4 separate regions of the Homo sapiens genome follow, and all the other regions are linked to region 1. Evidence: chromatin loops called from intact Hi-C (ENCODE). Cell type or tissue: heart left ventricle. All regions are shown on one strand. Links, peaks and the distances in the headings refer to the core of each region. The heading gives the core; the rest is flanking DNA.

Region 1 (7,707 bases), core at 1,813-5,812:
TATTGAAGGGAAAACCCAATATATTGAGACCTAAAACCTCTTAAAGATAGAATTTGAAAAGTGACCTCTCTTAAAGATAGATCAGAATGATGAAAAGGAAGACAAGCAAGAATCTAAGAAGGGAACAAGAATAATTGATAATTTCAGATGTCCTCTCATGCCATTTTAGGGCTAAGAGAAACTCAGGGGTCTGAATTTCTCCAACAAGCAAGGCCAAACATGTGAAACCAAGTTTTCCACTCCACAGCACTGAAGGGCCTCTCTACAGGGTTTGCAGTCATCTTGGTGACACTAAGAAAAGGAGACACGTGTCCTCTCAGCTCTGGGATTCCCATACGTACAGACAGGTTTGTGGTGTTCTTATTCACCACTCCTCACACTCAGTCTGGGGCAAGGGAAGAGCACAGGCCCAGCCCATACACTACAACCTACTCTACTTTTTCTCCAAACTCCTCTCCACTCTTGTTTAGATGGTCTTTTTTCTATTCTGGATAGGGGTGGAGTAGAAGGAAAAAAATGTTCCCAGTAGCGTCTTCTTTCAAACTTTAATGTCTCATACCTGCACCTTGCCTTTTGAATTTAGAAGAGAAAAATATTGATCTCTTTGTCTGCGGATCCCCCAGTTTGGACTAAGGGACCCTCAGAATAAATCTGTGCAAAACCCAGAGGGGGACTGGGAAAGACCTCGTTCATACATATCTGGCCATGGTTGTTTTTGTAGCTCTAAAATATTTCATTTGCATGTATTTACAAATTCAGCAAAATAAAATTACTTTAAAGTATATAATAAATGACATCAAATCCACCTTTTCTCTGTTGATGGGGGTGAGGCAGTAAAAATACCAAGTGCCTGAAATGGTGGGGCACAGGAACACAGGGATGAAAAACGTTTTATGGTTAAACAGTCTGATAAAACCACCAAACCCTTCTGCCCCACCTCAACAAGACACACTCTTGAAATGAAATGTCCCATTGTGTTTACAGAGAGGGAGAAACAGACAGTGAGGAAGGAGAGGATGGGAAAGTAGAGGAAGAAGGCTTTTTCTGCCTTAATAACAATGTTCAAAGGTTTGCCTGGCTTCACACTTGATTGTCTTCTCCCTCAAAAAAGCAAAAGCAAGGTAGCAACAGAGTTCTTTCAGTTTTCTGTGCAGATTCACATATAGATAACTAAGTAGTAATACTTCCTTACTTGTGTCAAAGAATTTGTGTGCACATTCCACTGGAAATAATTCCATCTGGACCTGGTAACTCCCTTTGGGGTGACTATATCTCCTGCAGGAACTCAGTCCTCACTCAAAAAATCCCAAATTTCCTTCAATCCCATACCCTCAATCACACCTTGCAAAGGTCATCCCTCAATGAAGTCTGGCCACCTGTTTCAGATCAGCAGCCCAAATGGCAATAGAGCCTATGTTGTTTCAATGGCCCACTAAATATTAACAGCTAATAATAGCTAATATAGCTAATAATAACATTTGATGAGCATTTACTATATGCTAGCACTGCTCTAAGAACTTCCCACATATTAATCCTCACAATAACTCTGTAAGTATTATTCTTACCCATATATTATAGATGAGAAAACTGAGAAACAGAGAAGTTAAGCAGCTTTCCCAAGGGTACACTGCTAGTAAGTGGCTGAGCCAGAATTTGAGCCCAGGCAGCCTAACTCCAGGGACCATGTTCTTAACCATTACATGATTCTTCCCCTTGGAAGAGGACAGAACAGATAATATGATGGTTACATTTAGATACACACAGTTTACAATTTGCCCATGGCCCTGGCTCCCAATAACTTCTCATTCCTTTAGCCTCACTGTTCATGTTTGATGTTTTCTGTCTTCATATTGAAAATGCAACACGTTACATTGTGTTAACTTGGCATAATGGAGTAAAAAACAAGGCTTCAGTGGGAATACAATCCTCATGTAAAGTTTAAGAATGGTCAAGACCTGTACTCATGTCTTCATCAAAATTGACTCCAAGTATCCAACTTAGCAGACCAAATGGATGGTGTTAGCACTAACAGAATTCAAGAATTCAGAAGGTAGAATAGATCAGGTTTAAAGAAATAAACTTAGCTCAGGGCATTCATTCATTCAACAAATATTTTTAAAGCATTGAATGTGTATCTGAAACTGTTGTACATTCTGGGCATTCAACAAGGAGGCAGAACAAGTCCTTGCCTCCTGGCAACATTCATTCTAGGGCACACTAGAAAAAACTGAAAAAGTAAATAAGTAAGGAACACAATGCTGTGAAAAAATAACCAAGGGAACCTCTTTCATATGGGGCATTCAGGGACAAAGCAAATTTGAGATGATCAAAGATAGGCAGGTAGATATACAGATCTTAATGACACATTGTCATTGTGCCTTCATGCCAGCTTCCCAAGAACCATAAAATATTTAAAAATAATTTATGATGTTGTAATGCAAACTTCTCAAGCTGATGCTCCAGGCTCTGCTCCAATCCAGCCCTGCCTATCTATCCTCTTCCCACCACCACTCCCAAACACATCTTCTCCATTCCACTTAGGCTAATCTCCTTACTGGCTCACAACATAACAAGTTCACCCCCAACCCTGTTCTCTCCCCTACACCTGTTAATTCTACCCATCCCTCAAGACCAGGCTCAAGTTCCACCTTCCTCATTCTTACCCACTCAGGCTTACCGAACACCCTTCTCCTTTAAACAACTAGTTCCCAGGCAATTAATTACGTAAAAATAGTCTTCTGTCCTTCGCGGCTGTTTCACATATGCCATAACCCAGGACTTTTAACACAAGGCACCACAATATCCTCCCAGCAAGTGTAGGCATGAAGGGAAAGGGGTGTGGCACATGTCCAGAGTTCCCTGGGCCAGAGGTGAAGAGAACTGACTCAGGCTCAGAGAGGCAGCTCAAGGGGAGCAAGCACAGCGAACAAGGGGCACAACTCCCAAATAGGAGCAATGCAAAGTCTCCACTCAAGTGGAAAGATCAACAACTGAGACTACAAGAGACAAGGAGGCAGTTCTAGAGGGGAACTAAGGATCCAGATGGGATATCTAATTGAGGAGTGAAAAGCATAGCATAAGCTCAGTCTCATAGACAAGTTCAACACAGGATAAAGGGAGTAGAGACTTGGGGGATAACCAGAGGCACAACAACTGTCAGCAAAAGGAATCCAGTGAAATTCTGGAACCTACAAACCAAGAATGGGTGACCAAGTTTAAGGACCTGACCTAATTCTAAGCTGTAGGTACAGATTATCAGTGGGCTTGTCTTGGGGGAAATGGGGAAAGTAGATGAAAAAGAGATGAAGGCCAAAATGGTTATGTATAGATTATTTGTCCCTTACGGGCAGGAGACAGGCTTTATGCCTCATTTCTATCCTCCACACCAGTTAGCAAAATAAATATTTACTGATTATGTAAAAAAAGAAAGATCACAGAGAATTTGGTATTACCCAATGATGGGAAGTATGCCAAGATAACCTTAGTCATGATTTAAGCAAGTTATGTATTGTGAAGTCTCCATCACCCTAAAAACACCAAGTGGTAATGTGATCTGGTGAATGAACACGACTGGAAATGAGGACATGAAACCAGACCAGTTTTGTTAGAAACCTCTTATGAGACCCTAAACAAGTTACTTTACTTATCTGAACCTCAATTACCTCATCTTTAAAGGAGTAAATGTAATAACTCCAATTTTTTCATATCTAGAACACACTTCCCGCCAGATCTGACTAATTTCCTCACATCTTTTGAATCTTTGCTCAATCTTGCCTTCCTAATGAAGCCTATTTAATACTAACCACTCTATTTCATACTGCAACCTGCCCATCCCACCAACCCTACCCACACACACAAACACTGGTCTACATTTTTTCTTTTTCATAACACTTCTAACATTTTACATAATTTATTATCTTTATTGTTGTGTGCTAGAATGTGATCTCTATGAAGGCAAAGATCTTTGTCTATTCTATTCATTGATATACTTCACATCTCTGAGTGGAAACTGGAACAGAGTAAACATCCAATAAATATTTGTTGAATGAATACATGAATCGATCTTTAAAAAGGCCAAAATCTTGTGAAAGACCAGAATAATAAATCATTTATATTCTCCCTGAGACCAGGGTCGGCCTCCCACACCCTCAGGCATCCCTATATCCCCTGGTACAGTGTACCATAGTGTGGAATAAGTATTCAATACGTCCCTACTAAATTACTAATTAAACATGGGACCCAAAAAGACAAACATAACCGCGTGCTCTGGGGCCACCTGCTGGCAACTCTTAGTAGGTACCTAAGCAACCAAACTGACAAGAATTTTCAGTGATGAATGGAGTGGCAGGGATTATCTCCTTTCAGCCAGTGAGAACAATCAGGCAACAGACGGCAACAGGAGGAAGGAGGGTAGGCTGGAAATCAGACGTTTCCAAAACCTGCTGTGAAGGACCATACACCCACTGTTTCCCAGAACTCACTTTCTACTTAACAATAATAACGGTAAGTACCCTGTACTGTTTTAAGCACTTTCATGTATCATCTCATTTAATCCTCACATTAATCCGCTGTACCATCTTTACCACCATTTTATAAATGACCAACATTTCCTTTTGAAATAATTACTTTACTTACGTGAAGCAGTGAAGCGGTAAAACAGTGTAAACTATTATTAGTAAGAAAAATCAAGGCATGACTTTTGGGGAGTACCAAGGCACCATGTGCGGGCAGAATGTGACACGCCTGGAGAGGACCAACGACGCCCCAAGGGGGCTGACCTACCAGCCCGCCCCTCAAGCCAAGCACAACCTCAGTCCGGGGTTCTGGATCCCAAAGTCCGCTCCGTTACATTCGGATCACACCAGAACAAGGAGGCAGCCCGCGCCCCGGCTAGCGAGCTCTGCGCCAGGGGAACGCGTGCCGGCGCCCTTAAGCTCCCAAAGCCCCTTCTCGGCGAAGCCGCCGGGGGACGCGGGCCCCGGAAGTGCAGCCCCTCCGCCCGGAAGCAGCTTTTCCTACTTCCCTTGGCGCGACGGGAGCCTGTGTTCACCAGTGCTCCGGCTGAGGCCAGATTCCTGAGGCCGTTCCTTTCGCTGTTTCCGAACGCACAGCCCCGAGAGGCCGGAGGGGATACGAAAGACCTAGGCCGATGGCCCTTCCACACTGCCGCCCCTCGGCTCCCCACCTCTACCAAGGGAGGCCACTGATGTCAGATTCCTCTGTGTTCTGGGAGGATGTTCTGGCCGAGGTCCGCGACCGGGCCCAGCAGCTGCCTGGGGCAGTCCCCGTGATCCTAACAGAGAACGGGGCCTCGGCTCGCAGGATCCCGCTCTGGGCTCCAAGGGCTCCTCGTATTGTAGGAGCTTTCCGCAGCCCCTCTAGGCGCTGGGACCCTTTGGTGGGATAACGGCTAGGGTTCCCTACTCCGTCCAGTGCCAGCGTCCGGCCTCTGAAAGACTTTCCTCAGCCTCCACCTTATCCCGTAAATAAGGACTTCAGGTGACCTGCAAGTGCGCCCCCTGCTGGCCCGTCGGACTCCCACCACCTTGGTTCGCCCCAACAGCCTTGGCTACATGGTTTCCCAAATGGAGTACCAAGATAGTCTTAAGTGCTACATGCACTTTTTAAGAATGTTTGAGTATTTATTCTTATTTGTGTTAGAAAATACTAAAACCAGCCCAACAAACCGGTTATCTCAAATATTAGTGTAAGGCTAAATTCTTAAGTGAGTAGTTAACATTGGTTCAAAAATATTAGGCCGGGCATTGTGGCTCATGCCTCTAATCCCAGCACTTTGGGAGGCCGAGGTGGGTGGATCACATGAGGTCAGCAGTTCAAGACCAGCCTGGCCAACATGGTGAAACCCCGTCTCTACCAAAAATACAAAAATTAGCCGGGCATAGTGGCACGCACCTGTAATCCCAGCTACTAAGGAGGCTGAGGCAGGAGAATCTCCTGAACCTTGGAGGCAGAGGTTGCAGTGAGCCGAGATCGCGCCACTGCACTCTAGCCTGGGCAACAGAGCGAGACTCTGTCTCTAAATAAATAAATAAGAATATTATTATTATATATACACAGATATTGCAAAAATCTTGAAGGTGGTACTCAGATGACTAAAGGAGAAAACTCAGTCTCACAGAGTCAATCAAGGGAAAAAACGGGTGTGGTAGTTAATTTTATGTGTGAATTTTGTAAACCAAAAATTATCTGAGACGGGTCTCAAATCACCTTAGAAGTTTATTTTGCCAAGGTTAAGGACCACTCCAGAAACAGGTCTGTGCTTTCCCCAATGATAATTTTTTAGGACTTCAATATTTAAAGGGTGAAAGCAGGGTGGAGAAGAAATAGGGAGGGTAGGGTCACATTACTAAATCCACATATTGCAAGATAAAAGGAGAAGAAGGTAAGGGAATAGTCAATTATGTTTCCGTCTCATGCTCAGTAAATCGGTGCTTTACACAAGGTAGGGTGAACATAGAGTGGAGATATTTAATCTTTTATCAGTAGCTATGGGCCTAGGAACAAAAGGAAAGGCCGTTGCTTGCATGACTTACCTTCTGCTTAATTTTTTTCTTTTGGCATAGTGAACTTCCCTTTCACATTTCAGAGGATATTTTTAGATGGGATTAACATTTAAATCAGTAAACTTTGGGTAAAGCAGATTGCCCTCCCTAATGGGGTGGGCCTCATCCAATCAGTTCAAGGCCTGAATAGAACAAAAAGACTAGCATCCCTGAGCAAGAGAAAATTCTCCAGCAGACTGCCTTAGGATTGTGTATAATCAGCTCTCCCAAGTTTCTAGCCTGCTGTCCTACACTGCAGATTTTAGACTCTCCAGCTTCCATATTCACATCAGCCAATTCCTTGTAATAAATCTCTTTCTATAAATACACATGCTGTTGGTTCTGTTTCTGAGAAATCCTACTAATATGGTGGGTGATCTTAAATAGTCTTCCCTCTCTGACACTGAGTGGAGCTTCAAGGAGGACAGCAGAAGAAAGAGGGCTTGACTCCAGTATCCAAAGTGCTGAGGGCTCACCCTAGGACCTATTCACTGGGCATATTGCTGTAGCTTTACTTCTTCACTCCCCCTTCCCACCAGGTCCCTTGGATGCCAGGTTCTAAAGCACTCCCACTGCTCACTCTTCCTGGAAAAGGGCATTGTGGTGGAATGTTGAAGGAGCTTGGCAGCCAAATCAGCATATCCAGTGTCGTGACTCAACCCCTTCACAGCTCGCAACCTTAGTTTATCAAAGTCCCTTCCCTTCTCTGGAATTCCATTGTATCTGTATGATGAGAAGGCTTGATTAGGTGATGTCTAAGGTCTCTACTAGAGGTGAGCGCCTTTTCCCCACTCCTGGCCTCTTTTCACTCCTTTCTTCTCCTTGCCCCTGAGATGGTAGAAGGACTTAACTGGTTGGTAAATTTTGTAAGAATAATTGGCTTAGCTCTACTCTGCTTCTACTTGGGAACTGCAGAGATCCCTATGGCATAATAGGGACTTACTCTTAGGCAAGGATGCCCAGGCCTGTCATGATTAGGTGGGTAAGTTAGCCTAATTCTCAGTTCTAGTATGAGCAAGCCCCAGCTAGCAGACCTAGCGCTACTAATGTCTTACTTAATCACTATCAATAAAAAAGATGACATTTTGAGCACCACATTTTCTTTCTATTTTTCAGTACAGTTCAGAACAAGGGCAAAGAAATA
Region 2 (7,707 bases), core at 2,354-6,353, 270 kb before region 1:
TTATAGCACCCACAAACATCAAACAAACAGAAATAAATCTGTTAGAAAATGTGCAACTTCTCTAGGCTGAAAACTATAAAATAGTACTGAGAGAAATGAAAGAAGTCCTAAATAAATGAAAAAATATTCAATATTTATGAGTTAGAAATTTGATATTGTAACATGTCAATTATCTTCACTTTTTTGTATAGAGTTAAAGAAATTCTCATCCCAGCAGGGTTTTTTAAATAAAATTGACAGGCAAATTCTAAAACGTGTATGAAAATGCAAAGAATTGGTCGGGCGTGTTGGCTCTGCCAGCACTTTGGTGGATCACCCGAGGTCAGGTGTTCGAGACCGGCCAGCCTGACCAACATGGTGAAACCCCTTCTCTACTAAAAATACAAAATTAGGGCCGGGCGCGATGGCTCGCGCCTTTAATCCCAGCGCTTTGGGAGGTCGAGGCGGGCGGTCACGAGGTCAGGAGTTCGAGACCAGCCTGACCAACATGGTGAAACCCTGTCTCTACTAAAAATACAAAATTAGGGCCGGGCGTGATGGAGCGCGCCTGTAATGCCAGCTAATCAGGAGGCTGAGGCAGGAGAATCGCTTGAACCCGAGAGGCAGAAGTAGCAGTGAGCGGAGATCGCGCCACTGCACTCCAGCGTGGGCGACAGAGTGGGACTCCGCCTAAAAAAAATTAATAAATATATACAAAATTAGCCAGGCGTGGTGGCGCATGCCTGTAATCCCAGCTACTTGGTAAACTGAGGCAGGAGAATCGCTTGAACCTGGCAGGCGGAGGTTGCAGTGAGCCAAGATCGCGCCATTGAACTCCAGCCTGGGCAACAAGAGTGAAACTCAAAAAAAAAAAAAAAAAAAAAGGAAGGAAGGAAGGAGCAAAGAGAATAGCCCAGCCAGCCAATATTTTAAAAAGGGATAAATTTGCGAGATTTATACCGCCCGATATCAAAATTTGTTATAACATTGCAGTAACTACGACTGCGGTATTAGTTTGAAAGTAGAACAATAGAACAAAATAAGAAGTCAAAAACGTTCCCATACATATACGGCCAACTAAGTTATGACAAAACTCCACTGCAATGTAGTAGGGGAAAAAAAAATGGTAGGAAATGATTCTGGGTCATTTGAATATCCATGTGGGGAAATAAATGAACCTTGACCCCTACCTCAATCCATACAAAAATATTTGTAAGAAATGGATCATAGACCTAAATGTGAGGGTTAAAATAATCCAGCTTCTAAATTAAAACAGAAGAAAATATACTGGGTAGACAAAGATTTCCTAAACAGGACATAAAAAGTACTATTTTATAAAAGAAAAATTATTTTATATTTTATAAAAGAAAAAACTGATAAATTGAAATCCTTAAAATTAAAAACTTTTAGTTCTTGAAAGACATTGAAAAGAGAGCGTGTAGGGAAGCAATAGGAAGATTTTGTGTCATATCTATCTGTATCTATGGCTACAGTTGTGTAACTTCTTTTATTTTTAATTCGCTGATTCCCCACGAGAGGGCGCCTTTCCACAAGTCCTTATTTAGCACAGCACTGATGGCCATAGACAATGCTCGAGCCTGGCTTTCTAGCACATCTCCATTTCCCAACACAGAGGCTAAGCCCTTTGTGGGAGGCACACATGTAGTCAGACAATCCTGGTAATATGTGATACGTTTGGGGAAAAATTTTTTTTAACAGTGACTTAAGACCTGGTAAGGTATCTGTGTGGCCAGATTAAAGGATAAGAGTGAGTTAGTAAAACCTAAAATGAACTGGGCGTGGTGGCTCACGCCTGTAATCCCAGCACTTTGGGAGGCCGAGACGGGCGGATTACGAGGTCAGGAGATTGAGACCATCCTGGCTAACACGGTGAAACCCCGTCTCTACTAAAAATACAAAAATATTAGCCGGGCGTAGTGGCGGGAGCCTGTAGTCCCAGCTACTTGGGAGGCTGAGGCAGGAGAATGGCGTGAACCTGGGAGGCGGAGCTTGCAGTGAGCCGAGATAGCGCCACTGCACTCCAGCCTGGGCGACAGAGCGAGACTCCGTCTCAAAAAATAATAATAATAATAAATAAAATAAACCTAAAATACAGGCAGTTCGTCTCTTTTTAGAAGTCAAAACCTTAACATCTGGGAGTGTCCGTATGAATTTTGGCCCCTAAAAATCTTAAAAAGGGATGTTTTTGAGTTGCCAGCATCAATACTTAGTATAAAAAGTTTATAAGTGCAATAACTCTTTGGAACTCTATCACCAAAGGAGGACATTCTTCTTCTATTTAGATGTCACACATCTCCACAAACCGAAATGCAGTCTGTTTCCTATTTATTGTTATATGTTGCCTGCATTCTTTCTTTCAACAGTTATTGAACACCTTGCTGTGTCCTAGGACCTGTGCACATCTTCTGGGATCTGCCATAATTTAATGCTAATTCTCTGTCCCCCTCTGGGAGAAGACAAACACATTAGCCACATGGTGATTAGATGTAGTTCAAGGTGTCTTAGGGTCTCTGAGGACTGGGGAGTTTGGAGAGTGTAAGGGATGGATCTTGGAAGTAGGTGATTTTTGAAGTAGGTGATGTTGGGGGACATCTTGGATGTACAGATTGTTTTTCGTAAGGTATACCAGCACAAGCAAAGGCAAAGGGACATTTGCATGATGCTACCATGAGGTATTATATACATAAAGTGTTTCGGGAAGACTGAAATAATTAATTTGCTAGAGTCACGTATAGAAAGGCTTCATTTGCCATTTCCAAGTAAAGAAGAATGAAGATTGACTGGGTGAAAAGGCGGTTTATGCACACAACCAGCAGGTGGCGCCCACCCTTCTGCACATCTAGCAGCCTGGTTAGTCCCTCCCAAATTACAGCAACCAGGAAGGAGTCAAATGCTGATGTCCACCTGGGCCAACCCTCACCCCCACACACATCCCACACCTTATACTCTGAGCTACTCTGAACCCACTACCTACAGAAACTAGAACAGATAGGAAACAGCATGGTTAAAAATGTTCCACACTTGCTTTCACTTTCAAGAAGAATGTCACTTCTGTGCTTTTACTTTCAGATAATTTAAAAACCAAAAGTCTACTTAATGCCAAAAAAAAAAAGAGAAGTAAAAATAGTAATTGATTTCAGAGTGGTGAGGACGCTGGACCTAAAACCAGGGGTACAAGGAAGCAGCCTCGGTGTGGTGGGGATCAGTGAGAGCCTGTGACTCCTGGGGCCCTCCTCGGCCACTGAGCTGGGGCTCACTGACACCAGGAGGCCAGCTCAGAGCATGGCAGCTGCTGCAGGCAGGGCCACTCGGCCGAATGAAGGCAATGGGGTGCAGAGGAGAGAACGGGGCTCTGGAGCCAGAACATCTGCTTTGCTGGCTCTGTGGCCATGTGTGAGTTACCCACTCTCACCAAACCACTATTTCTCAACTTCTAAATTGGTCCATAACACACTCCCAGAGGAGTTGACATGATCAGCATGTTTAAGTGCCTAGTGGTGCCCAGCATATAATATATACTCAGTCAGTAGAGGTAGCTCAACCCCATTACTCTCCTCTCTCACTCCCTTCCAGCCACACTGGCCTCTTTGCTGTATCTTGTGTAGATCAGGAATGATTTCACCTTAGGACATTTGCATTGGCTTTTCCCTCTACCTGGAATCTTCTTACCCAAGATATCTGCTTGGCTCCCTCCCTATATTTCTTTCAAAAGTAAGCTTCTTAATAAAGCAGAGCTGACCAGTCCATTTAAATTACAACTTACCCTTTATCCTTGCCACTTGCACTCTCATTCCTTATTCAGCTCTATTTCTATAGTGGTTACCGCCTTCTAACATGTTGTATAATTTACATATTTATTAGGGTTATTGTTTACTGCCTACTACTCCCACCCACATATCCCAGCTTTTATCTATTCTGTTTACTGCTGTATCTCTAGAGTCAATAACACTGACTGGACATCGTAGACACTCAACAAATACTTATCAGTTTTATGAATGAATGGATGCATGGATAGATGCTCTTCCATCTTCAAAAATCAAATATCATCTGTCAAACAGAGAGAGCAGGTGTTAAGGTCAAAGGCGATCCCTTATGTGAAAGGGCAGGTGGAGGAGGAAGCACTGCACCATGGAAAACTGTGTTCCAGGTGGTTGCCAAGAATACTCAGAAGTTAGAGATGAAGGGCTGCCCCAGACACAGCCTTGGGGCCCAAGATTCATACTGCTGTTAGAGGGGCACAAACTTGCTGGGTTTTGACTCTGGGAGGAAAACCACGTGTGGGGTCTTAAGCGGGGCCCTGTGTCTTTGGGGATTCACATTTGTTGCACCCAACTATACTCTGGAGCTTCAGAAATCAATGGAAGTTGCTCTGGATTCAAAAATCAATAGAAGTTGCTCCCTTCCCTGGAGATGCCCACGGTCAACCTTTGTCTTTTGGAGTCAGGCTAACCTGAAGTTGAATCCCAGCTCTACCACCATTGAGTTATGACCTTGGACAAATCACGTAAATTATCTGAGTTTACACTTCTATACATGGCAATATTAGTGGCCACTTTTCAGCAGACTGCCTACACACAGTGTGAATTTGAGAAATACTAGTTCCCTTACCGTTCCGTCTTCCATCTCTGAAACTTCGCTGGAGCTCCATCTTCTTGAGACATGGCGATGCATTTCAGGAGTTTCCCTGAAGAGGGAGCCAGAGCACCACGGAAATCCTAATTGTTGGCTGACAGCAGTCAGCGCAGGGAAGCTTATGGGCACAGCCAGTCAGCAAGTCTTTTGGGTCCAGACCTCGGCTTCCTCTCTCTCAATGCCTTCTATCAAAACCCCCCCACCTTGTGCCAAGTGCTGCTCACAGTCTGCCAAGCAGCTCCCCTATCTCAGGCTCTACCTAGTCAAAATGATCTTTCAATCAAAATTCCAATTTTCTTTTCAGTCACTTTATATAGCTGTTGTCATAGTAAGTGACAACTTGGTTTAATAAAGCCAGTTGTGCCAGGATGTTGCTAGGTAATATTTGCTACTTCTAGGTAACGTGTATATTTTAACAGGTGCCTTCTGATGATACATATGGGGACAGGTAGGCATTCCAAATGCTGAGATCCAGTGCCACTCACCTTTAGACCACCCTGCATTCCATGGGCTATACTTAATATTTGGTGCTTACCCACAGTAAGCTTACATTAGGTTGAACACATAAAATTGTTCATAATCCACCATTTTACCTACAAAACAACAATTTCATATGGTCCAAAATAATATTTCACTTCTTCACCCCCACTCAATTTCAGTGTAGACTCCAGGTCTTTTTTTTTACTTTCCCCATCACATTTTTGCCCTCAAGCACTGTTTTCACTCTTGTTATATTCCCCCCCTCCAGCCCTACCTCAGTTTCCAGTTCCTACACCTTGCCTAGGCCACACCTCACCCTTGCAGGGCATCTCCCTGCTGAGGCAGCTGCTGTGATGGGATTGGTCCCACCTGCCATCTCCAAAATGAGCACAACAGGGCTTTGTCCAGCCAAGAACATAGGGCTCCAGCTCCTCCCATACCACAATATCCCATGAGCACTCTCTCAGTCTCCCAGCAAACTTCTCTGCCCTCGCAGACTCTGGAGTGCCAGTCCCATCGAGTAACTATCTGAAACCCTTTGAGTCTAATTGTCTTCAGATGTGAAATGTAAAAGGACAATGCACACCACATAAGGTTGACATAAGGAATGACTGGCGTAATGGTTGTAAAAAGCCTAGCACTGTGCCTGGCAGATGGCAGTCATTCTGCAAGGTACAGTTGCCCTCTCAGAACCTAGGCATGGTGTACAAGACCAAAGCCCCCAAAGCAACTCATTGTCCTGTCCACCTCTTCCTAAAATGCCATGTTATTGTTGCACCCCCATAGGCACCATTTTGTCAAGTGTGGTCTGGTCCTATTCTCCAAGCACTCTGTATCACACACTCCTGTGATTGCCACAGCATGGGGCAGGGCTGGCCTGGTAACTCCCTAAGGGACTAAGTCCTGCCTCACCAACAGTCTTCTATTCTGTCCTGGGCCCCTGAGATTCTGCCCTTCCACACAACAAGAGTAGTGACTGTGATACCAGAACCACATGACATGTTAAATAAAGAGGCTCTGTAAAGAGGAGCAGAGAGATGTGTGCCCCGGAGGGGAGGGAGGTGGTCAGGCTGGGGGTGAAGAGTGGTGGGACTTGGCCCTAGGAACTCCTGCCCTTTTGTCCTCCTTCCTGCCATACCCTCTCCTGTGTGTTCTTAGCATCTCACCCCCACTCCTCATCTCTCCAGTTCTAAAACAGTCTGTCAAGGCTTCTGGAAGTGGAGAGAGACCCAGGCTGGTTATGGAGGGATTATAAGGAACTGCTAAACACAAAAGACAATGGTCAGCCTCACCCAGACAAAGGCAAATGCCTGTCTTAGTGGGGAGATTGCATGTTCATCCAATTTGAAATTTTAAACAGATGTATAACTCTAAATACTTTAGAATTACAATGTTAGGTTGTGATTTTGAAAAATACCAGAAAAAATGGTATTATGCTAGCAAAAATATAAAGTGGAAATTTCCTCTTCCAATGGGAATGGAGTTACAGGGATGGATTTATCCTGTAACCTGAAACAACTACATAATCTGACAAGCTATAGTTGGCCTTCCTTATACTTGACTTCTACATCCATGGATTCAACCAACCATGGATCAAAAACATTTGAAAAAATACAATAAAAATACAATTTAAAAATACAGTATAACAACCATTTACATAGCATTTACATTATATTAGGTATTATAAGTAATCTAGAGATGTTTTCATGTCTACAGGAGGATGTGCATAGGTTATATGCAAATATCTTGCCATTTTACGTGAGGGATTTGAGCATCTCCAGATTTTGGCATCTTCAAGGGTCTTGGAACAAATCCCTCGTGAATACCAAGGAATGGCTATATAAAAAGAACAATAGTTTTCAAGACCATGAACCTGAAGCAATGCAGGACCATGATGTTTGCAAGATGAAACAAAATGAGCTGAACCCTAGGACTGTCCTGGCCTCCTCCCGGCAAAGGGTTTCCAGGCTGTGACTCAGGGAGCGGAAACTGGCAGAGTCCAGTGGACTCTCAGGATTGAATAAATGGAACTGGATCCTAAAAGACCAAGGCAGCTAGAGTTTTCAAGACAGACTACTAGCCTAGCTGTGGGGAAAAGAAAGAGAGATCAGACTGTTACTGTGTCTATGTAGAAAGAAGTAGACATAAGAGACTCCATTTTGTTGTGTACTAAGAAAAATTCTTCTGCCTTGAGATGCTGTTAATCTGTAACCCTAGCCCCAACCCTGTGCTTGCAGAGACCTGTGATGTGTTAACTCAAGGTTTAATGGATTTAGGGCTATGCAGGATGTGCTTTGTTAAACAAGTGCTTGAAGGCAGTATGCTTGTTAAAAGTCATCACTACTCTCTAATCTCAAGTACCCAGGGACACAATACACTGCGGAAGGCCGCAGGGACCTCTGCCTAGGAAAGCCACATATTGTCCAAGGTTTCTCCCCAAGTGATAGCCTGGGATATGGCCTCATGGGAGGGGAAAGACCTAACCATCCCCCAGCCCAACACCCGTAAAGGGTCTGTGCTGAGGAGGATTAGTAAAAGAGGAAGGCCTCTTTGCAGTTGAGATAACTCTGAGGAAGGCATCTGTCTCCTGCTCAT
Region 3 (7,707 bases), core at 2,055-6,054, 250 kb before region 1:
TCACCACTTGCTCTAGAATCACGGGCGTGTGGTGATCCTTTGCTCTCTTATCTGTCAAACTGTTTGTGTGTTGTTTCATTGTTTGTCACATTATTTTTATAGGCATGCTTTTCTTGAGGTGCCCTCTTTGTCAGTATTTCCCTCTCTCCCATATGGCCTACCCATCAATTTTAAAAGGGAAAAATAAAGATATTTTCATGCTTGAAAGTCTTGGCAGGTAGCAAACTTTTGAGGAGGCATCAGTTGCATTCACTTCATTGCTGTTTTCTGAAAAATATATGGAAGAGTTATGCTTTGCACATAGCTTTTCAACTACACATAGCAACCCTTCAAAAATTGCTCTCAGAAATTAAAAACAAACGCACTACTGCAGTAGAATCCCCCAGCAGCACCCACCCGCACTGTCCTCGGAGGGCACACTTTATGTCTCTAGGACACAAGCCAGCACAGGTTGGCTTTCTATCCATTCATCCATTTATTCTACCATCCATATGTCCATCATTTGATGCTTCACTGCCTGTCCATCCACCAAATCCATCCCTCTGTTTATCCATTCATTCAGCCATCCTTCCTTGAAAGGTCATCACCACAAAACTCCCTTATAAGAATTAGAGATTTTTTAAAATGTTTCTCATCTTCATTTGGCTACTCATCTGAAAAGCCAAGGTCAAGGTTACTAAATGGGGTCAGTGAAGCAACAGGACGTGAACCCAGGAGACGTGCTTCTCATCTTCTCCCAGTCCATGGTGGGCAGTTCAGCAGCTGTTTCAGCCACTGGGCAGCCTCCCAAGGCCCATTTTGGGAACAATGAGTCCAGTAATCAGGCCACTATTTGTCATCAGGGCCCGCCCTTGTCACAGCAAGGTTGCTGGCTGGAGCAGAATCTTCAAGGCATTTCAAGCATTTACCACCTAAATCTGTCACATATTAGCCCTGTAGGTGGAGTGGGAGAGGCCGTGCAGTATGACTTGTCAAGCTGCCAGACAAAACCTGCTTCAGTCAATTAAATAATGGGCTGTCATTACAGAAGACTGGATTGTGACCTTCTCAATCAAGTTCTAATTGGGGTTGATGAGGACAATCTACCCTGGATGTTCTTATCTTCCATCAGACCATCACTGTTTAGAGTCCTCCTTTCATCCCTAAAATGGGTGTAGATGGGAAAACTGAGCCTGCATCTGCAGAGAGATGGGGATGTGTCCCTAGAGCAAATTTAAGAATTAACAAACACTTAATTGTATGCTCTACGTGAGATCCAGTACCAGATGCTGAGAATCTAGATGCTGGGACAGACCAAGCACATTTCCTGCCTGTGAGGAACACGCAGACCTAGTGAAGAAAACAGTTACCATCAGTGTGGACAGGGCCATAACAGCAACAAGGACAGGGTGTGATGAAAGCACCCACATGTGTCTAGAGAGAATCCCAAAGGCTTCAAGGAAGGGGCATTGGAACTGGGCCTGGACAGCACACACAGACATGCCTGTTCCCTGCTAGATAAACTCAAGAGACACATGGAGGAGCAAGGAGAGGGCCCACCGCAGCTCAGGGGCAGCTGGCAGCTTACATGGGGTCTCTGGGACAGCAGCCACTCTCTTGCACAGTGTGGCACAGATTTGAAAATGTGAGCCACAGAAGGTCCTGCTGATTGTTTCCAGGATACACTTTAAACCATCATAACTCCAGATCGCTGTTTTTATTCATTTTTCCTAGAATAGATTCTTCTCACCTCACCTACCCCTGAGGCCCCACAACCTACTACTATACCCTACTCACTTTTCAAGGCCCACCTCTCAGGTCACCTCTTCTATGAAGCCTTCCTGGAGACTGATCCACTCACAGACGCCTCCCTTTTTGCCCTCCCAGTGTTTTGTATCTAAGTCCAGATTAAATTCCAGTTAGTTTGTGGAGCCTGTCTCCAGGGACCTCCATCTTTGCATCCCCAGTGCCTGGTACACAGTAGGTACCCAACATCTGACTGCTGACAGACCAACCCCTCCCAGGATTGACTCACGCTGAGGTGATCCAGAAGCACCATCCAAACCCACTTCCCACAGGGCTGAGCTTGTTGTCATGGCAGGAAGCCACCAGTTAACTTGAGAAAAACCAGCCTGTGGAATTCTGCCAGTTCCCCAGCCAGTATGCCCCAGAGTAGCTGCCACCCAAAACCCATGCTGTATTTTCTAATGTTTACAGGAAACTTGGAGCTCACAGAGCACCAGTCAACAATCGGCCACCCAGCGAGCATGGGCTGAGCCCCCACTGTATGGGAGGCACCCTAGCACCAGTGACCCTTTAGTGGCTGGGAAAGGAAGTGGGAGGAACCTACTAGTCATCAAAGATGAGATTAGGTTGTTTATTTTTAATTAATTCAAAAGTAATGTGATTGATGTTATCTTCATTATATTCTTTCCTGACTTTCCCATGCTGGGCCTCTCTTACTAGTATAGCAAGATTTTTTTTTTAAGAAAAATTTTAAGGTAGTCTGAGTGGAAAAGCAAGGAGATCCTGAGTATGCAGGGAAAAGAAAGGGGTCGCCAGTGCACTGAGCGGGAAGAGGGTGTGGGACTGCAGAGGTCTCTGAGGGCCAAGGGAGTGACGTTGCCAGCAGCCCAGGCCGCACGTGGCCAGCCTTCTTTAGTTGCTTTCTCTCCCTGCCCCAGCTCACCTCTCATCCAACTCAAACTCTAAGCCTGGGCCCTTCGGGATTTTCTGTATGGTTCGTTATCTTGCACTGCGTGGGAACAAATGATTCTGCCTTTGTGTTCAGAAAAAAAAACAGGAGTGGGGGTGATTTTTTTCAAAGGAAACTTTATTTGGAAAACCAAAAGAAAAGCAAAACAAAAGAGAGCCACCAGGAAGGGGCTGAGGTAGAAAACTGTACCAAGCACAGAGTCCTTATCCTAAACCATCTGAAGACCAACTGTCTTGGCTGACATGTGGACCCAGGACCCAGCACCCATCTCTGCAGAGATCCTTTGCCTGGCCCCCAGGTGCTGCCCCCACACATTTACTGGCACAGTCTGGGGAGGTGAAAAGAAAACACATTTGCTGTTTCTCACCTGGGGGCTCTGAACAGAAGTCAGTTCTACCTACCCATTCCCCACTGGCAGCATCCCCAGTCAGTCCTTGGTCTCCCTTCCAAGCCAGTGTCTGCCAGCAGGAGAGCTGACTGGATTTTTCTCTCCTCCTGCCTCCCTGTACTCCTACCAGGAGGTGCCAGGGCTGGATTCCCCTGGTCTTAACCTGCTCTCAGGAGCCCTCACTGGTGCATTTCTCTGGTTTCCGTTCCCCGTTTTAGCCTCTGGTCAGCAGGCCACTGGGCCTGTCACTGGCCATCTTGGCAGTCATCCTTGTGGACTTTCCTCCCCAGACCCCCTAAGATCTGGTGCCAGTGCCTGTCCTGGCTCTTGTGCAGGACTTTCTAGAGCTTGTCTCACTGGCAAACTCTGCTCAAGGCCCAGCAGGCACTGCACACATCTGGGCAGTGGTGGTTGTTTCTCAGCTCCCAGCCTAACCCTGTAACTTAAGGTCCGCTGGGCACAGGTCCCTATCGTTTAGCTCTGCCCAGAGCCCCACTCGTCATGGCTACTCTGCCTTCAGCTGTTCCCCTTCCTCCTGATGTGAAACTCAGTGCTCCCACCCCACCCCCACCTCCCAAAGTATGAAGATCCCTTTTCAAATCCCAGCTCTGCCATCTAACAGGCTACTGACTTGAACAAGTCTTTTGAACTTTCCAGGGAGAAGACACGTCTGTAAAATCGGGAAAACCATAATAATTAACCCAAAGGATGGCATGAGAGAAAATACAGGTAAAAATGCCTTGTAACTGTAGCCCTGTGTGCAGGTTGTTTTGTTGGCCTCTGCCACCGGCTGATCAGTAGCTTCGCTGTCTGTCTTCACCACCTGAAACACATTCTCTCTCTGGTTCAGGACGGTGCGCTCCTCTCTGAATTCTGGCTTCTTTGCAGGCTTTCGGTTATCCCTCTGTCACCTATTTGCTGCTCAGTTAGTGGCATGCTAGGCCTTCCTGCTACACGTTGACTTGAACACTAGGTGGCAGCCTGACCCATATCTTGCTGGGGTAACTCGGCCCTCTGCCGGGATGGGAACCGAGACTCGAGGCTTCCACCCCAGCTACCCTTACAGCTGCCACACTGCCTTTTCTTTCATGGCTGTTGGCAGCAGAGAGCCAAGAAAGGCTCCCCGTTGCTAAACACAGGCCGAAGCCTTGGAGATGAAGGGAGATTTGAGCTGATCTGAAGTCAGCTCTTCTACCAGCTGGGGCTTCCTTTGTAGAACAAAGACTTGAGACAGCCTTTGGTGGAGGGTGAAAGAAGCTGAGGCCTGGGCGGTGGCGGAGGACTTAGCATGGTGGTGACCTTTTAGCCCAGAAGGCTGCTTTGCCGACTGGGCCTGGAGTTTCCTGTGGACCCTGTGGCCCAGAGGACCTGCTGGGATCCCATTGCATTGGAGGATACAGGCTGATGTTTACCTTTCTCTACTGACTCCTTTCCCTCAACATGCAAGCATGATCAAGCCTTTCCCATTTTAAAGTAATCTTCCAACTTACCTCTCCTTTCATCATCCTCTCTCTTTGGCCTTACCATCTTAGCGAAATTTATTGAAAAGTTATCTTTGCTCTCTCTTTCTTCATCACCTCCCACTCACTTGTTAGCCTACGGCATTCTGACTCTCTTTCTCCTGCACTTCCAGGTCTGTTACTGAAACAAATTTGGGGTCCACCCGCCCAACACAGCAAAGCCAAACACTGACATCAAGATTGCAGAGAGGGGGAAAGTGAGGCATTTATTGCAGGGTGCCAAGCAAGGAGAAGTGGGTAGCTCATGCTTAAGACCTGAACTCTCTGATGCTTGCAATCAAGGGTCTTTGAAGGCAGGGGAAATTTTCAGGAAAGCAGAAATTACAGAAAAAACTGTAAGTCAATACACGGAGGTTATACATTGGTTTGACCTAAAAAGGTGGGATATCTTGAAGCCTGGTGGGAGTAGCAGGGAGGTGAAGGGGCCTTACGGGTCATAGGCAGATACAAAGATTTTCTGATTTGCAATTGGTTAAGGGAAAGAAGATTTGTTTAAAATGTTTGGGACAGCAGAAAAAAAATGTTAGCTCTGGTCCGTGGGCATGACTTCCTCCAGGCCCCTAAAGAAGAATTTTAGGACAAAGAAAGATGGTCAGAGTTCAGTCCTCAGTTCCCCCTTATCTGAGGTCCATGTGCCAGTGGATCCTGTAGGTGGGGGTCTAGATTTCTAGAAAACACTTCAGGGACATATGTTAAGATGATATCTTTGGTTTCTATGGGAAATGTAACATCCTGTGACTCTAACTTCCTTGGCTATTTTTTTAGGTTACTATTACCTTCTTGCTTACGAAGTTGCCCATTTATTTCTCAGGGCTAGCGAGGTGCCTGGAATTTCCCTTGAAGGAACTCGGGATTTTTCTTTATTTCCATGCGTGGAGGGTCCCACAGGATCCTAAAAGGGGTCCCTGCTCCATCTCAGGTCTACTGTCTCTGGTACTGGCCATGCTCTTATATTGTCAATGCCAAGCAACTTTCAGTCTTCATCTTACTGTGTCTCTTTGATGCAGGCCATATTTGTGCTCTCTCCTTGACACAATTCTTTTCCTGTTTTTCTCCAATCCTCTTTAAAATGTTCTTGATCTGCTTTATACACTTCACTCAAACCCAATACTCTCAACTTTTTAACTAGGACTTCTATACTGAAGATTTCCAAATCTTTTACTTAGGACCCGGCATTCTCAGTCCAGTTCCTTATCTCCAGTTAACTCAACATGACCAAAACTGACCTCATCTCTCTGCCACCAGCCCTGATTCAACCAGTTCCTTCTCTGATTTCTGTCTCAGTGAAGAGCATCACCAGGGACCCAGTGGTGGCCAAGGTCAGACCATTAAAAGTCATTGTTGATCCCTCTCTGCCCCACAACACCCACATCCACTTCATAGCCATGTCTAATCAATTCTACCCCCTTAAAAACCTCTCAAATCTCTCCCCATCCCTAGTCCAACTCCCCTGCCCAGGCCAAGTCTCCATTCTCTTTTTCCTGAATAAAGGCAACAGACTCCTATTTGTTCTCCCTGCATTTGTTCCTGCCCCTTCACCACTGCATTGTCCTCACTGCAGACAGTGTCCTTTATAAAGCGCAAAGCTAAACAAGTCATTTCATTTGTAAGCTCAAAACCCTTCGGTGCCCTAAGGGTAGTGTCCAGACACTGTTGCAAGGCCCAAAAGAACCTTCCTGACCTGACTCTGCCCACATTCTCCAGCCACATAGCTTAGCAACCTCCACCTCTCCCCAAACACACACTGTCTCTCTCTCCCCAACTCCCCTCTATCCACCCTCATCAAAAGTGTTCCTGGGAATCCTATGCTCTGCCTTCCACCGCACCTTCGGTCTGAACTACTTCTTTGGCTGCCTCCTTTTTCTCCATTGAGGCTCAGTTCAAGAATTGTCAACTTTCTAATCCTAATTCTGTGCTGGGTGCCCCTTCCCTGTGCCTTTTGGTTAAAGTACTCAGTGTTGTGATTGTGTGACTGTATGTCACTCGACAACTCAGTTTCAGTGAAAGAATTGCATCTTTTTTATCTTTGGGTTGGTCCCCAGCACTAGGTTCACTACCTGGCACTGAGAAGGGGCTAGACAGATATTTGATGGGTGGGTAGATGGGAATATTGAAAACTATTTTCCAGAAAATGTTTCCTGCTTATTCAGAGGTGATCTAGTATTTTGATTCCTCACCTTAACTCCAAGCCCACATGGTACCTATTAAATGAAGCCAAACCCAAGACCTCAGAATGACCCAAAGCAATGCAACTGGATGCTTTCTCCAGAACCAGGTGCTGGAACATCTTTGCTAGGTTCACTACTAAAAAGTTTAGGCACTGTCTCCTGCCTCACTCCTAAGTAGAATCAGCCATGCAAGATGCCAGCTTTGCTCTCATTTCAGCCTAGAGGGATTGCTCTTGCCAGACCAGGTAGACAAGAACTGCAGCTAAGCACTGTAACCAGAGAACACAGCCACCCTCTCTGCAGTTTGTCCCTTGCAGGACAAGGAACCTCTGAGCATGCTTGTGTCTGCCTGGAGAAATCCAGAACAGAAGCACAGAATGCAGAGCCCCCACTAATAATTTAAATGAGATGCAAACACATTCTTAAGGACAGAGAGTTCTCATTCTTATTAATGGTGATAACAAGGCAACTATAATATCACCAACAGTGCTGCCTTAGATTTGCTGGGAATATTTTACAGGCTGAGTCTTTGTTCATACTCTCCTCTGATTGTTCTCCCCACCATGCCTCTTATCCATCCTTCAAGACCCTGATGCAAATACACAATCTGAGAAGCCTTCCCAAGGCCACCCACCCCAGTCTGAATTAACAAGTTTTTTTTCCACGCCTCTGTAGTACATTGTTCATATTTCTTTTACAATACTGATACCAAATTGTGTTTCTTATGCATGTGTCTTTCTTATGTCTTTGTCTGTGTCCCTGACAAAGTTATAAATGCCCAGCAGAAAGGAAATATGGTTTATCTATGTCTGCATATCCCATGGTTCCGGTCCTGCATTCCAGGCATTTGATAAATATCCATTGAATTGATAATAATTGTCAAACCATTGCAAAGCAACAGGCAGAAAACTAGGTTCATAAGTTCAAAGAGAATGG
Region 4 (7,707 bases), core at 2,230-6,229, 160 kb before region 1:
ACTATCCAGAGTCAGGATCCTCAGTTCATGAGAGACACGGAACTACTCATGGACAAACAGCAGATACCACTAGACATGGCCACTCTGGTCATGGACAGTCCACACAGAGAGGGTCCAGGACAACTGGAAGAAGGGCATCTGGCCACAGTGAGTACAGTGACAGTGAAGGGCACTCAGGGGTCTCACACACACATTCAGGACACGCTCATGGCCAAGCCGGATCTCAACATGGAGAGTCAGGATCCTCAGTTCATGAGAGACACGGAACTACTCATGGACAGACAGGAGATACCACTAGACATGCTCACTCTGGTCATGGACAGTCCACACAGAGAGGGTCAAGGACAGCTGGAAGAAGGGGATCTGGCCACAGTGAGTCCAGTGACAGTGAAGTGCACTCAGGGGTCTCACACACACATTCAGGACACACTTATGGCCAAGCCAGATCTCAACATGGAGAGTCAGGATCTGCCATTCACGGGAGACAGGGAACTATACATGGACAGACAGGAGATACCACTAGACATGGCCAGTCTGGTCATGGACAGTCCACACAGACAGGTTCCAGGACAACTGGAAGACAAAGATCTAGTCACAGTGAGTCCAGTGATAGTGAAGTGCACTCAGAGGCCTCACCCACACATTCAGGACACACTCACAGCCAAGCCGGATCTCGACATGGACAGTCAGGATCCTCAGGTCATGGGAGACAGGGAACTACTCATGGACAGACAGGAGATACCACTAGACATGCCCACTATGGTTATGGACAATCCACACAGAGAGGGTCCAGGACAACTGGAAGAAGGGGATCTGGCCACAGTGAGTCCAGTGACAGTGAAGTGCACTCATGGGGCTCACACACACATTCAGGACACATTCAGGGCCAAGCTGGATCTCAACAAAGACAGCCAGGATCCACAGTTCATGGGAGACTGGAAACTACTCATGGACAGACAGGAGATACCACTAGACATGGCCATTCTGGTTATGGACAATCCACACAGACAGGTTCCAGATCTAGTAGAGCAAGTCATTTTCAGTCACATAGTAGTGAAAGGCAAAGGCATGGATCAAGTCAGGTTTGGAAACATGGCAGCTATGGACCTGCAGAATATGACTATGGGCACACTGGGTATGGGCCTTCTGGTGGCAGCAGAAAAAGCATCAGTAATTCTCACCTTTCATGGTCAACAGACAGCACTGCAAACAAGCAACTGTCTAGACATTGACAGTTATTTTCTAGTTCTGACCTTATAGTATCCAAAGCAACTAAAAGAACAGGAAGACACAGTTTAAATCATGAACAGTCAATGGTAAGTTATGAACATTCAGTTGATTCTCAGTATCAGTCTCGACCTATTATTATAAGAAGTCAGGAATCTAGTCATGGACATTCTATAGTAACTCATAAACAGTCAAACAACACCTATGTTCAACCTGGATATAACACAGCCAGAAGGGAGGGATGTACACATAGCCAGTCAAATGACCACCTTGGATTTGGCCATGGACAATCCATATCAGTTCATGGCCATTCAAAATCTAGTTCAATCAGAAAACAGGAATCCCATACTGATAACAAAAAGCATTCAGAAGATTGGGAGAAAGACACTCATGAGCAATTAGGATCTAGGCATGGGAAGTTAGAGTTCAATACAATAGGTATACATGGATCTAGCCAGCAACATTTCGGAGATACAACTTTTCATGGGCAGGTAAGATCCAGCACAGGTTTTGCCAGATAGGTATTAAGTCATGGGCCATCAAGAGATGCCTAGGGTCAGTCTGGATTCAGTACCAATGAAAGACAAGTATACAGCCATGGCCAATCAAATGATAGTTATGAGTAGTCAAATGACAGCAAAAGTCAAAGATACATTTTCAGTCACTTTCTTGACAGCCAAGACCCTGCAGGAATTGAAGAGTATAGGTATAGATATTCATCAAGCAGTGCAACCATATGCAGTGGGGGAGACAAAGGCAAGAGTCAGAGTCAAGTCTGTCAGGAGGTATCAGAATATACGGTGAGGATGTGGGCAAAAAACAAAGAGGCTCTGAGGCCAGCGGTTACCATACAAAGGAAAGAACAGGCTCTGGTTCCTTCTGCTTAGATAGCAACACCCCACTCTATGAATATGTCCAAGAACAAAGGAGTTATTACTTTGAATAAGAAGCCAACATAAACTAGCCCAAGATAAGAACTAACCCAGAGAAGAAATGAGACACATACATGAAATTAAGGTATTTAACATGATCTCCTCTTTTGGTAGTAAGGGTATATGTCTGTTCTTTCATTTTAACTATAGTTCTGTACTATATTACTTTTGTTTGGTGCCAGGTGTTTTTGTAAGGCTCCACATTCATTGAACTCCTTGGTTAGAAAATAGTGAATGAGGCCGGGCGCGGTGGCTCACGCCTGTAATCCCAGCACTTTGGGAGGCCAAGATGGGTGGATCACGAAGTCAGGAGTTCGAGACCAGCCTGGCCAACATAGTGAAATCCCGTCTCTACTAAAAATACAAAAATTAGCTGGGTGCAGTAGCGGGCACCTGTAATCCTAGCTACTCAGGAGGCTGAGGCAGGAGAATTGGTTGAACCCGGGAGGCAGAGGTTGCAGTGAGCCGAGATCGCACCACTGCACTCCAGCCTGGGTGACTGAGCAAGACTCCACCTTGAAAAAAAGAAAGAAAGAAAATAGTGAATGGAAGAAAAAGATAAACACCATTTGGGGCTATATTCAGAACTATATAATAAAGAGAGATTTGTGTGGTTGGGAATAAAATTAGGTTTTAAAAAAATTTCCGAATTTCAAAATTTGGATTTTCCAGATTTTGTTTTAATTAATTATTGACAAACCTATCCAAGGAGCTAAATGACGTGGTTTAGGAGCCAAAACGTCTCTAGAAACATTATAACACATCCCATCCTGAACAAAGAATGTTGTCATAGTTTCCCACATGAATATTCAGAATATTTGCATCTTTTTGTGTCACTACTGGAATTCTGTACAATTATATTTAAATTTATTGTCATGGCCTTCTGGATATAGGATCCAGAAAATTGTACTTCATAAAAATTGGCAATAAACATTTCATCAAGTTATAGTTTCTCTTCTCTTTCATCTCCACAAACACATAGTTTCCTGCCATGGGATCAGATGCAGTTTTCTTCCACCTCCACACAGCTAGATGGCAGTGAAGCACTCAGGTACTAATAATAAGGACTCCAAAGAAGACAAAACTCAACCATATCTGATCTTTTCCTCAATCTAATCGCTGTCCAATGCTTCTGTAAAGCATTTACAGAAAGGCTTTATACTGATGAGTTGACCTCAGATGTTCTGGTTAATCATGATCATCACAGCAATTATTATCAAACATAATCCCAAGAAGCTACTTTCTAAGACAACCCAAGCTCTGGAAATAAGAATTATACACCATGGATTTTCTCTGTCAAAGATATTAATGGAAGAATCACTATCAATAGAAGCTAATTGGGTCCAGAGGTTTCCAGTAGAAGAAAAACAGTTAAAAATATATTATTCCTGCCTATAAGGAGAAAATACATGAATTTATTATGAATAGTGAGAGAAGTAATGATGAGTAGAAGAATTATGTACAAAATGCACTATCCTCAGTAGAAAGTTTACTACTATAAAACCCAAAGAAAATGTGCAGACTGTCAGAACTAGTAAGAACTTTAAAGATTACTTCCTTAATTTGGAAGTTAAAATAAAAAAGCCAAGCACACCGCATTTAATTAAAAGAGTGATAATTCTCACCATTAAATTTGGTGCTATCCAAATTTATCCTCTTTTCACTCAAAAATCAAGCTACTTTTCCTCCACCTTCACTTTTGGAATTCAAACTAAACTGAAATTCATCAGTGAGTGTTCAAAATCACAAGTCCCTATTAGAAGCAGAAGTTACATGAAAACAACAACAACAACAAACAGGCTCATTCTTCTGATTAGACTCAGAATATATCTATCTAATCTAGTTTTTAAATTGTAATATTAAGAAGGACTTGTACTTTATGAACTTTAAATCGTACTATGTAATCAACATAACACTAGTCTGTTAGTTTGCTAGTGAAAAAGCTACTGTTATACTATTAATGATACTCAGCAAAATTACTGTGTATATAGGAGTTAACGCTAGTAACCAATTCATACCAATCTATCTATCACCATTTATTCACTGAATATAAATACTAATTATCAAAGAACAATTAGAAATTTAAATTTGATATTTAATCTCTTTCTATTATAGATAAAGTAAGTCTATACCTATAATAAAAAGAGAAATCCATAGATTTTTATCCTACCTCTGCACAGCTAGATGGCAGTAAAGTAAATCTATGGATTTACTTTATTTACAATAGAAGAGATTAACTTGCTAATTGGAAGTGCTGCTATGACCAAGGTATAGGTTTCTGATTCTCAAGCCAAAGCTCTCTCTCGTGTCAGGGCGTCTGCACTCATTCCATACATCTGTAATTCCATATTCTACCGCTAGACGGCGGTGAAACACTCAGATACTAATGATGAGTCCAAAGAAGGTAAAACTCAACATCTGATCTTTCCCTCAATCTAATCACTGTCTAAAGCATTTACAAGAAAGAAAGGCTTTATTCTCTAAGTATACGTTTACAAATGTCTAAAGTTTCACTGGTATCCTGAATAAACGTTAATGTGCCTTTATTGTATGTGTGTGTAAATATGTATATGTGTATATATAAATATATAGGTTATGTACATAAATGACCCCCATAATCCCTTAACCACACCCATTTGAAATTTAAATGTAATATATTCCACATTGCTAAAACTCTCAATAATATGTTTTAATCAAATAGGGGGCAATTGTTCCTTATAAATTACACCAGAAGTATTAAATAACTCAAAAAGAGTTACACATCTCCCTTCTAAGATAAAAGGAAAGATAAAAATGAGACATCAGGTATGGTCTACAAAGAAAAAGTTCAAAACTGGGGTGCCCCCATGTGAAACCTCTGTGAACAGTTGAATTTCTTAGATGCTAGAAAGAGAAGTGTCATAGGTACATACCGTTAGATATTTCCCCTCTACTACCATCTGTGTGCTAGCAACCTGTAGGTAAAGCATTTCTGTGCCAAGAAATACCCAGTGATGTCAAACCATGGCTGAGACTGTCATGGAGAGTACATGGCACTGAAGAGGAACTCTGGGTGGCCAAAATGGGAGGAAAGAAAGATAAAATTCCTCTTCTTACAAACTTTCTAGATAAAGATGACCTTTGGATGAGGGAAATTGAAGGTCAGTTTGTAGCAGACACACTGCATGCACTTGCTGTTCTGTTAGAGTGTAATACATAGTCCCTGTGTTCCAAGAGTCCTTGATAACCAGAGAAGACTTTCTAATACTACATGCTGAGTACAACCTTTGTGGAGCACTCTAACACAATCAAAGGTGGGTATGTAAACTGTGGGGAAATGAGCAAGAAAAAGTAGAAAATCTTTAAAAAGTAAAGATTGAGGCAATTCTGGATTTGGTTGGAAATTAATCAAGCGAGCAGACAGAAGCTTCCTCTCTAATAATGATTTGACACAATTAAAAGGCCACTAACTCAGGCTTTGAAACTGGTTTTAAGCAACATCTTACTGAATCTTTGGAAAACATGGTAAGTGAAAGTGAGTGAAACTCTCCTTAAAAGTGCATAGAATTACCAGTAGAAGTTCACAAGTATATTTTTTGCATTATAAAGCCATCTAACACAAAGAAGTATGAAATTTGCAAGGAAAAACATGTTCATTTTCTAAAGATTGTTTAGATATGTTAAGTTGTCTCATATTATTCTTTTCATTTCCCCACAATGTACAATTAATAAAAATCTTATGTTGTCTTACTTTCTACAAATAAAGTGCAGTAATTAGGAAAAGGATGAAATGGAGGAACAGCCTCTGGTTCCAAATCACTTAGATGTGTTTCTGGCTTTACCACTTTCTCTAGAATTAAAGTTTTAAGAATTGGCAGGTTATCCGTTTTTAATTAGAACATAGAAATGAAGGGTGGGAGAGGCAGTTTCCTATACTGAGGCTATTAGAGAAGAGGAAATATAGAGAGACCCTAAAATTCACAAATAGGGTGATCTGCTTTGGCTACAAGAACAAAATTTAAGGAGCTCAAGAACTTACATACAAGTACAGACAGATTATCCCTAGCTTAAAGTCATTACTTCAAGATTCCTCTGAGGCTGATTAAGAAACAACAACAAACAAAAAAATCTGTATCAAATCTACTGGTTGCTGCTTTCTAAAACTTGGTACAAAATATTCAATATTTGTGTTATTTATTCCACTCTGGATTAAAAAAAGAAAATTAAAATTTACTGAATGCCTACTCACTATGTTTCAGACACTTGCTCTAAAACAACCTTGCAAGTAAAAAATTAACCATACCTTACAGACAAAATTGAGGATCATGGAGGTTAAAAAAAAATCCTAACAGAGAATACACATCAAATGTTACTTTCCCTCACTTTCTTTCCTCTAAAAATCACTTTATGCTTCCTCTTTTAGAATCAATAGACTAGATAGGTAGATCGATGATAGGTGATAGAGATAGATAGATGACAGATAGACTAATAGATAGATAATAGACTTCAAATATATTTTTAAAATTTTTAAATGTTAAAATATTCTCCATACCTCACTCAGTAGTATCATTCTTTATTTTTTGTCAAGAGGGCTTTAATAGGACAGTAGTTCAACCCTTCTTCTTCCTTAAATTCTCAAGATGACATTTTGTCAGCTCTGATGTTGTTTGTTGCCTTGCTAGGCTAGCTGAATGTCTTAAAAACCAATCAACCAGTAAACAAATAAAATCATGTCTCATCCAAACTAATTTTTTTCAGGTAGCATTAAAAAATGTATTAGAGCCTGCAATTGTTTCCATTTGGTGCAATTTCAGAGGCTAGACAAGGGTTATGTTTTCTCCCAAAGTGTACCACATAGGCTCTAGATTTGAATATTTGCAGATTAGGGGAATACCCAATAGGCTTCATTTTCCAGCAACATTACTAGTTCCTACTGCCAGTTCCTACTGCTCTTTTCTTTACAATACTTGCCCCATTCTTCCTAATACCTTTCCTGACTAGTTTTGTCAGGGCTGAAAGAACAGATGGTTGAGCTCCACCTATGTGTGACCAAACATTCATATTTCTACAGCTCTCCTGCAACATATAATCCAAGAATGTGGGCTAGGCTGATTAGTAATCTCTCTATGATTATTTTAATGACAGAATCCAGATGATGCAGATAATATGGGTGTTGTCAGTGCAACATTAGGGTCACTCTTTCACTCATCTATTCATTGGAGGGAAGTTAATAACAACTTAAATGACAGATAATGTACTTGATACTGAAATTAGAAATAGAAGACATTGTCCCTGTTCCTTTCTTTATATGTTCATCAAGGAGACCAACATATGAGAAAACAACAGATATGAATGCTGTGGCAAGTACTATAATAGACATGATCAAATAAGACATAATCAAGGAACTATTATTGATCACGTCAATTATAGCACTTGCCACAGTATGATCAGTATGCGAAACTGCCTCTCCCACACTTCATTTCTATGTTCTAATTAAGAACTGAAAATTTGCCAATTCTGTTTAATTCTAGAAAAATTTGGTAAAGCCAGAAACACATCTAAGTAATTT

Evidence for each region. A loop is a pair of places that touch in the nucleus more often than their neighbours do. Peaks named below come from ENCODE experiments on the same cell type or tissue, not always from the same donor. Only the 100,000 strongest peaks of a DNase experiment are listed, where the experiment ranks them.
Region 2: a loop joins it to region 1, with 14 times the contacts of the local background. A loop is called at or near these places in 96 of 110 quality-filtered maps.
Region 3: it touches region 1 in a loop (19-fold over the local background); 97 of 110 quality-filtered maps call a loop at or near these places.
Region 4: it touches region 1 in a loop (2.4-fold over the local background); 31 of 110 quality-filtered maps call a loop at or near these places.

What each region holds. Positions count from the first base shown.
Region 1 is chr1:152,186,584-152,194,290 of GRCh38, reverse strand. It overlaps CCDST (cervical cancer associated DHX9 suppressive transcript), which reads right to left and starts at 4,988. Exons shown (of 8, transcript NR_186765.1): 1 at 4,810-4,988. In heart left ventricle, for the core only: CTCF peaks have their summits at 4,077, 4,280 (motif pointing left), 5,321 and 5,526 (motif pointing left); DNase peaks (open chromatin) are centred at 4,270, 5,050 and 5,510; H3K4me3 peaks cover 1,372 bases; H3K27ac peaks cover 665 bases.
Region 2 is chr1:152,455,573-152,463,279 of GRCh38, reverse strand. No RefSeq gene overlaps it. Among named protein-coding and RNA genes, the nearest start is that of CRNN, 45 kb to the right of the region's middle. RefSeq lists enhancers at 2,715-2,774, 4,693-4,762. In heart left ventricle, for the core only: CTCF peaks have their summits at 2,813 (motif pointing right) and 4,686 (motif pointing right); DNase peaks (open chromatin) are centred at 2,839 and 4,729; H3K4me3 peaks cover 221 bases.
Region 3 is chr1:152,437,404-152,445,110 of GRCh38, reverse strand. No RefSeq gene overlaps it. Among named protein-coding and RNA genes, the nearest start is that of CRNN, 27 kb to the right of the region's middle. In heart left ventricle, for the core only: CTCF peaks have their summits at 2,517 and 4,050 (motif pointing right); a DNase peak (open chromatin) is centred at 4,070; H3K27ac peaks cover 317 bases; H3K27me3 peaks cover 169 bases.
Region 4 is chr1:152,344,135-152,351,841 of GRCh38, reverse strand. FLG2 (filaggrin 2) reads left to right here. Exons shown (of 3, transcript NM_001014342.3): 3 at 1-3,107. The coding sequence ends at 1,232. All of the region lies in intron 7 of CCDST (cervical cancer associated DHX9 suppressive transcript), which reads right to left. Among named protein-coding and RNA genes, the nearest start is that of FLG2, 12 kb to the left of the region's middle. In heart left ventricle, for the core only: a CTCF peak has its summit at 4,515 (motif pointing right); no DNase peak of the experiment used is centred there.